Linked DNA regions of Homo sapiens: region 1 is linked to region 2. Evidence: chromatin contacts called from ENCODE Hi-C or POLR2A ChIA-PET data. All regions are on one chromosome and are shown on one strand. The core of a region is the stretch at or near the end of the contact, and the rest is flanking DNA. Distances in the headings are between cores, read along the strand shown. Region 1 holds the start of GFOD1-AS1 (GFOD1 antisense RNA 1). Region 2 holds the start of EDN1 (endothelin 1).

The links. A loop is a pair of places that touch in the nucleus more often than their neighbours do. ChIA-PET counts read pairs that join two places held with the same protein, here RNA polymerase II (POLR2A).
Region 1: a map of heart left ventricle shows a loop between it and region 2 (6-fold over the local background). The contact joins the promoter of GFOD1-AS1 here to the promoter of EDN1 in region 2. A Hi-C loop is called at or near these places in 1 of 168 maps with a recorded cell type or tissue (heart left ventricle). POLR2A ChIA-PET finds 5 or more read pairs at or near these places in 1 of 52 experiments (PC-3).

What each region holds. Positions count from the first base shown.
Region 1 is chr6:13,483,950-13,488,584 of GRCh38, reverse strand. GFOD1-AS1 (GFOD1 antisense RNA 1) reads right to left here and starts at 2,324. Exons shown (of 2, transcript NR_046709.1): 1 at 2,132-2,324; 2 at 1,814-1,904. It overlaps GFOD1 (Gfo/Idh/MocA-like oxidoreductase domain containing 1), which reads left to right and starts at 985. Exons shown (of 2, transcript NM_018988.4): 1 at 985-1,947. The coding sequence starts at 1,695. RefSeq lists enhancers at 1-63, 1,624-1,733, 4,369-4,438 and silencers at 124-233, 614-993, 1,014-1,493, 1,634-1,797.
Region 2 is chr6:12,287,624-12,292,284 of GRCh38, reverse strand. It overlaps EDN1 (endothelin 1), which reads right to left and starts at 1,924. Exons shown (of 5, transcript NM_001955.5): 1 at 1,592-1,924. The coding sequence starts at 1,655. RefSeq lists enhancers at 1,992-2,061, 2,072-2,171, 3,315-3,815, 3,816-4,316.

The sequences.
Region 1 (4,635 bases), core at 1,075-3,574, 1.2 Mb before region 2:
GCAAGCTGGGAGAAGTAAAGGCTGCGGTAAGTGGCGACGGCAACAGGAGCCGAAGCAAGAGGCGGGCGTGGCATGTGGCCAGGGCGACGTATCCGTCTCGAAACTAGACACGAGACGCACGTGCCGCAGCGGCCTCGGAGACCCCCTGCCCCGCTGCGGCCGTACACACCACAGCGTCTACGCGGGGGCGGGCATGGGCCTAGGGGCGGGGGAGGTGGGAGGCAGATGGGAGCCCGCCAAGACTGGACTGTCTTGGAAGAAGGCGGCTGAACCGTGCGTGCGCGGCCGGAGCGGGGGCGCGCGATTGGAGCAGGCTAGCTTGGAAGGAGACCGTAGAAGTCTGCGGTTCCGTGCCCAGACTCTGGGGCCTGGATTCCAATCGCAGGCCTGTTGCTTATATATGTCACCTTGCGCAAGTCCCTTAGCCTTCATTGCGGCTCATTCACATCACTGGTAAAATGGGTTTACAATAACCTTAGGTTGCTGCGAGGACTAAAAGGGACAATACCTGGAAAGGCGTTAGTATGATGCTCAGCACGCAAGAAACGCTCCGGGAGCCGAGGTTATTATTATCGGCTGTTCGCACCTCGCCGGGTCCCCTCACCTACCCCAGGCCAAGGCGCCCACTGCTCTCTTCCAAGGGACAGGCGACTAACCTATTAGGGCGCGTCCTGCCTAGATAGATGTATTTGCTTGGTTGGGGCGGGGTTTGGAGTGAAGCAGGGAAGAGAAGGAGATGGTGAGGGCAAAGAAAGGGAAGAAGCGGAGGGGCAGGAGGCGGGCGAGGCGGCCTGGGCGGGGCCGGGGAGGAGCCGGGCTGGGCTCCCGGGGCCCGGGCGCAGCGCGCACCCGGAGCTGGCGGCGGCGGGGGCGGGGGCGGCGCGCGGCGGCCAATGGCGCGCGGCGCTGCAGCGAGGGCGGTGCAGGAACACCGGCCGCTGACAGCCAAACTCGCCAACTCCGCCCTCGTCCCCGCGGGATCCCAGAGCCTGAGCCGGCCTGGGGCCGAGGCCGCCCGAGCCGCGAGGCGAGCGAACATGGCAGCAGAATGAGGAGGCTGGCGCCGGGTCGTGGCCGCCGCTGCCGCGCTGCAGCTCGGGATCCCAGTCCGGCGCGCTCCGGGCCGCATCCTTAGCCGGCCTCCTGGCGGCCGCGGGATTATTTCATTCCCAACGGAGAGCTAGGAAGAAAGGAGACTCCCCCGCGGAGCGGTTCCGTGCTCTGGCAGGGTGTAGACGTTTGTCTGTGCGATTCGCCGGCTGCGCAAACGACGCGGGAGAGAGCCGGTCCCGGGCTGCGGCGGCGCGGCCGCGGGGATGAGCCGGCCATGGAGCGGCCTTGGCGGGGCGCACGCAGCGGACTGGCGCTGCCGCGGGAGCGCAGCCTGAGCCGGGGCTCCAGGGGGCTTCGAAGCCTCCGGCGCCCTGGGGGGGTCCCTGCCGCCGACTCCGGGAAGGACGCGAGCCCCGCGTGGCGGACACTGCCGCAGTCACCGTTCTGAGGCGCCCCGAGCTTGCTCCGCCTGCAGCTCGGTGCGCTCTGGGCACCCGGGCGCCTTGCCCGGTGCACGGCGGCTGGCGCACCGCGGCTAGATTGGCTACAGGAGCGGGGTGCAGGACTGGCTAGAGGTGGGTGTGTGCGCGCGTTGGACTGGAGATCCGAGCAGAAGCAGAACCAGGCGGCTCTGAGCAGCCATGCTTCCCGGGGTGGGCGTGTTCGGCACCAGCCTCACGGCCCGTGTCATCATCCCGCTGCTGAAAGACGAGGGCTTCGCGGTGAAGGCGCTGTGGGGCCGCACGCAGGAAGAAGCGGAGGAGCTGGCCAAGGAGATGAGTGTCCCCTTCTACACTAGCCGCATTGATGAGGTGCTGCTGCATCAGGACGTGGACTTGGTGTGCATTAACCTGCCGCCGCCCCTCACCAGACAGATCGCTGTCAAAACCCTAGGTGAGCGACCCCTACCCCGCATCCTCCGTCCCACCCCCGCCCTTTAACCTTCTCTAGGTTCCTTCCCCCCTGCCTTTCCCTCTCCGCATCCCAGAAGCTTACCCTGCATCTACGCTGCCCCGGGGATCTGAGATCCCAGATCCGACTCAGAGCTCCCTCCTTCCTCGTCCCCGGCCTTCCCCACCTTTGCGCTTCCCTCCTGCCTCCTGGCACCACTTGGACGCGCTTCCCCACGTGTGTAGATTGCAGGCTGGAGAAGGCGTGTGTTCCGGGGATCCGAACTAGGAAGATCAGATGCCGATAATAGGGGATAGGGTGCTCCGCGAGAAGAGGAAAGTTACTCCTCAGCTGTGTGTGTAGTGTCCAAGTGTGTGTGTGTGGGGGGGGGGGATGGGGGGGTGGAGGAGGGTTGTGCGCGCGCGCGCCTGGGAGAGGCGAGTGCGCGCCCAGAAACGCCTGAATAAAAGGCCGCACACGTGTGTCGGGTTTTCTTGGGTGCGATAGAGGACCTGCCCTTCAGCAGCGGTGGCGCCCTGCTAGGGTCGTTTGTTTCTTTCTGCTGTGAGTTAGTTTAGCGTGAGATTGCAGATGTTACCATCGGCTGGAATTATTTCGTCTGCGCTGGAGGCAAGGACGGTGGGAGTGGTTGGATGGGGGTGATGATGTATTAGAATGTTTTCAGAGGCGTCATAGGTTAGTAAAGACTGATTTGGTAAAACCAGGGGGTTTTAACTTTTGACTGCAGCCTCCCGGGAAATGTCTTCTGCCCCAATTTGGAGTAATAGATTTTAAATTTTTAGGAGGATGGGCGCAGTAGCTCCAGAGGCATGGATGCTTTGCATGAGAAAAGGCCCTCCCTAATCGCCTTCAGGAATAGTTTCGGAAGGCACAGTGTTGACCCGTGGGCTGGAGATGAGTTCAGGGTGCCTCACCATCTGGTCCCTGCTCCCCTCAACTCCCAGGCAGTCTGAACAATCTCTGAGGACAGAGTAGCAGCCTCTCAGCCTATGCTCAGGGGAAAGAGAAGGGCATGTTTTGTTCATCATCAGTTCTTGCACGTAACCTAAAACAATCCCAGGAAGGTTGCTTGATCTTACAATTCCAAGAAAATGAGCAGCTCACCTTTGAAAGCTGAAGTTTCTATTGGTGAGGAAAAACACAAAGCTTATAACAAGAACAAAGCTTATAACCAGATGAAGCGAATAGTAGAACAGATTAGAAGGGAGGAGCTGCGAAGGAACAGAGACAACATCCAGAAACCAGCCGGAAGTTATGTAGTCTTGGAAAGACTGTTTTATTTGTTAAAAATAGGTATGGATTCAGGGTAGGTGAAATATACGTGTGTTTTAATTCTGTCTTCGAAGAGCTATGAACAGAATGTAAAACTCTTTCTCCATAGAAAGGCATTTTCATCAGGCCATTTGGCTATTGACTCAGATGCAACATCTGATAGAATTCCTAAGGAGGCTGCCCACATTGTCAGTTTTAATTGTCAGTTAATTTTATTAAGTGTCTGCCCTTTGTGGCCTGTTTCTTTGGCCTTGAACTGAATGCCATTGAACTGAATGCTAATATTTATTTTCTGTTTAATGGAACATGTATGTTGGGTGGATAACTCCCTTGTTTACATTGGCTCTTTGCATATCAAATATCTTATAACGATCTTATGGTATAATTCTATTAGTGCAATTTGTACAAAACTGGTCCCTGATGAGCCCTGCGTATACTGGAGAGCTTAGGACTGGTCATATCTGAAAGACCATGTTGTTAACATCGTTTCTCCACCATAAAGATGGCAGTTCCTGTCCTGGGTTCAGACCCACAGAGCAAACCTAGAGCAGGAGGGTGGCAATTTGGGGAACAAGGATGACCTTGTTTTCTGGCTGTCTCTGGGACCATGGCCATGAAAGTGTCTGGGGGCTCTGGTTTCAAGAGATGTGACACAAATTAGACATTTCTGGATACTTCTTCTGTTCTTATTTTTCAAATATCCCTGTGACTTTAATTAACAAGACATGTCTGTTACCTCTTCAAAACCAGCGATAAGAGGCATAATAGACCTAGTTTAGTAATGGTGATGACAGAATAGGGTTTTGTTCATGTTTTTAGGGTAGGTTTTGAGCTTCTTTCTTCTTTCTTTTTTTAACTCCTTCTTTTGCAGGGTGCCCCTGCGAGTGCACAGTGGGGTGGTCGTCTTGGTTTGCTTTACAGTCACTGTTGAAGGTTCAACACATAGAACGTAGGAAGTGAAAAACCCCAAACAGTTATCAGGCTGATCTGGCTGTTGGGAGTGTATAGATACGAGTGTTTGCCTGGAATTGAAACTAGCTACTTTGACTCATCCTGGTAAATTGTCCTTTTAGCAAAGGCCTGGACTTTGAATTGCTTGCCCAGTGAGGGTGACAGGTCTGTAGCCTTCGATCCACACTCATAACTGGTCACAGGCCTGTCAAAGTAAGGGGCTAGGGACCCTACTTTGTAGGGACCCTACAAAGTGTGGTCTAGGGACCACAGTGAAATGAAACTTCAGATCAATTGAATCACACACATCCTCCTTTAATTTTTAAAAATTTCCTCAAAATCCCTACCTTTGTGAATGAGGCATTCCTCTGTTGTAGAGGCATTTCTACCAAGTGTACTTTCTACACTGTCCAAGGCTGCCTCTTATTAAGTACATACTGTATGCCA
Region 2 (4,661 bases), core at 675-3,174:
GCTGGATCACAGTAGAGTCAGAGCTAGCAGAGCAGATAAAAGCAGATGAAGCACACAGCCTGCCATCAGCAAGAAACACAGAAAAAAGGGCTCTTTATTTTTTTCCCTCCTTAACATGAGTTCACCTTTTGCCTCCCCCTCATGCCCTTGGCTTATCCACCTTCAGGGAGATTACACAAATGCAGAGGAGATAAACACCTGAAAAGGGACTTCCCCCACCCCTCTTGAAGCAGGCTCAGGGAAATGCTGTGGAATGCTGCCTGTTGAAAATCCGGCTGGCTTCTACAAGGAACTTGGTAGGACAGCACTATCCACTGAAGCTTACTTAACATTGGCACATGACTAAAGACAAGAAATCACAGTTATTCCTAGCTTTGGGGCCACTTCCCCATTCAGGATGACCCTCTCTTTAGGGGGTACCCATCCACTTCACATGCTGTGTAGGGCACAGGGTACCCCAGATGATGTATATCTTTCAAAATTAGGTGGGGAAAATGATTGGAGAGAGAAATTAACTATTCAATATTCAATTCAGGAGGGTAACTCCATAGAAACCAGTGACCTAAGGTGGGGCTGAGAAGCAGGTCAGGGGACTGAAGGTAGGCTGGGGGGATTTTGAATTCCGAATCCCTGGGCATCAGGCTTGTGTGGGATCCACTGCCTCCCCCTTCTCCACTACTGCCTTGCCTCTTCCTCCTAACAATTTAGCCATGCAGCTTATCTGCCCAATTTTGTACATTTCAAATGATCAGACACATTCCAGGATTTTCATTCCCTTGACATCCTTTCTCTTTAGTCAGGGTCACGAAAAGACAAAAAAAGTGCACTGACCCTAAAAACGGGGGGGACCCGGGCAGATGCACACGCACTGCCTAAATCCTTCGGCAGCCAAGAATTATCCTAGCTCCCCTCCCAGCACAGGTGAATAAAGCTGAAAAGAGAGCTCACACTGTTTTGGGTGCCAAAAACCTGCCAAAAGAAACCTAAAGTCAATGATGACAAATTTTAAAGAAAACATCTGCTTCACCCAGAAACCGCCTGCGGGGGGTGGTGGCGGGGGGGGGGGGAGGCGGTAGTTAGTCAACAGACTTTTGCTCTGCAGGTGATTTTACTGAACATACATTGCTTGAACGACTGGATACAATTCCTTGGCTTCAAGCTGGAATGCTTAAATATTTTACACGTTAACACACTATTAAAATAGTGTTTAAATAAGATTTAAGTTCCTATATGGCCTGTGTACCTGTATAAACACATATATTACAAACATACATTTGACTAAATTGTATATGTCCATACTCTTCTCATTTTTTAAAAGCCAAGGAAACACATAATGGAATAATAATAATAAAACGATAAGTTATTTTAATGTCATGTTATAGTCAATTGCACCTAATTGTATTCAATAGAGGAATTTTACATTTTACACTAGAAGACTTAAAGTAGCTTTCAGCAATAATTCTCAGACACTTGCTCTCTAAGCTGCAGTCATAAAAAGAACGGGGAAAAATAGAAGCAAGAAAAGCATGAAGGTGGATAAGAACACACTAACTTGTAATTCCGAGACTTACAAGTCAACGAGCGTGCCTACCTGTTTCTGGAGCTCCTTGGCAAGCCACAAACAGCAGAGAGAAAATCATGAGCAAATAATCCATTCTGAAAAAAAGGGATCAAAAACCTCCCGTTCAAACTGAACCCAAAGGAAAACGAAGAAAAACAGCTTCAGGTCCCTCAAAGCGCTGCGGGTTCCTCAGATCTCAAAGCGATCCTTCAGCCCAAGTGCCCTTTTAACGGGGAGAAAAGGCAGCGCCTGCCAGGAGAGAAGGCAGCGAGCGGAGCGTCTGCAGGCGCACGCGGCGGTGGAGAGCTGGGACTGCAGGAGGCGCAGGACCCGTTCGCCTGGCGCAGATGCAGAGGCGCGTCTGACTTGGACAGCTCTCTGCCGGCTTTTTATATTGAACCCCTATTAGAGTGGGGGTAAACAGCTCCGACTTTATTCCAGCCCCAGACAATGTTATTGTGTTATTAGTCACCAACAGGCAACGTGCAGCCGGAGATAAGGCCAGGCCCGAAAGGAAATCACTGCTAACTTCAGAGGCAGACGCCCGCCGTCTGACAATTCGGGGGCAGGGCTAAGAAAAAGAAAATACCCATTAGAGACCTTTGCTAAACCTGCCCGTGCAGTGCTGGAGTCCGCTTCCCCTTTGCAAGCTGCCAGCCCCGGAGTTCAAGAATCAGAAGAGGGGACTCCAGAAAAAAAGTCATACCATTGGTATGAAAAGTATGAGCCACAGTTTAAATAGATTGTATTGTTGTGTGCGGGGAATTTTTTTTAATTGTTGCTCGCTTCATTTTCCTTTTATGTCTCTCCGATTCTAGTCTCAGTCAAACAAGGGAATGCTCTCCCTCGTCACTGCCCCACTACTGGGGGTCAGACTATTTTGGCAGATCAACGTACTTTTCTCTTCAAGCCCCTTCCTGCGGGTCTTTTTTGCTGAAGTTCTTTGCATCTATCGGAGAAAGATCCGTGAGGGATTGGCAAGAAAGGGAGCTTAAAAATAACATCAGAGCTCGTTTAGGCACATGCCCAGTCTTTTCCCTATCACTGATGAGAAGCCCCGATAAGTTCTTTTGTGTGTCCACACTTCCCCTGCGGAGGAGGCTGATAAACTGATTGAAAAGCAAAGGTGTTTTTCACACAGAACTTAAATCTTAAGATTGGTCGGTGCCACCAATCTTAAGACATGGCGGGAGAAGAACACCAGGGGGAGATGAAGAGCTACAGGGGCTGATGTTTTACTAGGACAAAAAGGAAAACCCTTCTAAATGGCAGAAAAAAACGCAACCTGGCTTGGGGGCCGAGGAGGGTCAAGGAATGTTGCCTAACATAGGAAGGAGGAATGCACCTCAGAATATTCTATTTATTCCCCGCACAAGCAGGGACATATTTTCTGGGACTCTTTTTTTTGGGGGGGTGTCTTCATTTAGGGCAAAAAGGTGTTCTTGTACAAGGTTAAGTGAATATGCAAGGAAGGTGGTGCTGAGAAGGAAATGCCATTCGAACAAGGAATCAGATAATACTTCACATTTAATAATGTGTTTACATTTTCAAAACAATTTCCTGTCTATCTAACCTTGAAATCCCCCCCTGAAGTACACACAGGGCAGTTACTGTACAGGTGACATCATGCCTTAATAAAGAAAGCAAAAGGTGCATGGAACACATTGGCTTTTTCCGCTAGTCCCATTTTTCAGGTTAGACAACTGAGCACCCAGAATTTTTGTTTGTTCTCCACCAAAGCGCTCACAGTGGCCCAGTAAGACCTATGGGATAAATTTAGAGTCTCTTCCCAGGGGATGCCATCAAATACACACTTTGTCCATCTCCTCTTTTTGTTTTACTCCAGTTTTTCTGGGGATGGAGGGTGGAATTCAAGCACGGATGAATTTCCAAGACTGGCACAACACACATGCTGGGAAACCTTTTTTCCCTCCTCCTTCTAAAATCAAAAGGACAGTTTTTATCCCAACAGCAAAGCCGTGGGTTTGGACAGACTCAGATCCCCAGACCTCCCTCGAAGTCACAGCTGGGGGAACAGGGACAGTGGCAGCGACAGGTCCATAATGACATGCATCCTCTAAAAGAGCCACTGAAGCAAGAGTTGGAGATGGGAGAGAGAGAGGCAAGAACTCTCCCTCCCACACCCACACCCACACCCACACCCAGAGATGCCTCCACCCTATCCCCAGGGCCTCTGCCGGGGCCCCTGGCCTCCGCTGTGCGCTTACCTCAGCCTAGCCCCGGGGCCCAGGGAGGCCACAGCTCCCGGAGGACAGGCGGCACTGAGCCGGAAGCCAGCGCTGCCGCCTGTGCCAGGCAAGGGTGCCCTGACCTCCCTCTCCAAAGCCGACCTTGGGAGAGGAGAGGAGAGCTGATGTCACATTCACAGGTTCCAAGCAGCGCCTCCCCCCCAACACTCCCGCGGAAGAAAGGTGGCCTGGGAAATATGTCTTGGCAGGGACTCCCCCTACTTTTTTTTTTTTAACCTTTTGGCAACTTTGACCAAACACTGACAACAGTCAGGACCAACATGTTCTCAAGGCCCCTACCCGGAAACCACCGCCCATGCCCTCCCCAATATTCTCAGGTCCAGCCTGGGTTCTACTTCAGCTGGAGTCCCTTCTCCCACCCCACTCCACGCCACCCCACCTTGCTGAGGCTGCCCCTGCAGGTTCCAGCAACGCCCAGCCTTCAGGTGGAGAAGTGGGGCAAAATGAAACTGCCCAAGCGCCTCCAACAGCACTCACCACGCCCCGTCTGTGTCATCCCGTGAATATGAATTGGAAACACAAAACGTGGCCAGCCATCCGCCCACACCTGGCCCTTCTCGAGCTCGGGGAAAGTAAATAGTAAGGAAGAATGCAGGATTTCAGACCTGGAAGGGCCCCACCGTGCCAAATATAATGGTGCCCCTGTCTCTTTGAATCCTGAATTTGCAAGACGTGTGCCTGCGCGCGCGCGCGCGCGCCTGTGTGTGTGTGTGTGTGTGTGTGTGTGTGTGTGTGTGTGTGAGAGAGAGAGAGAGAGAGAGAGAGGGAGAGAGAGAGAGATAGGAGAAGAGAAGAGAGAGAGAGAATTTCCGTGTCTTTTTCTTTGTGTG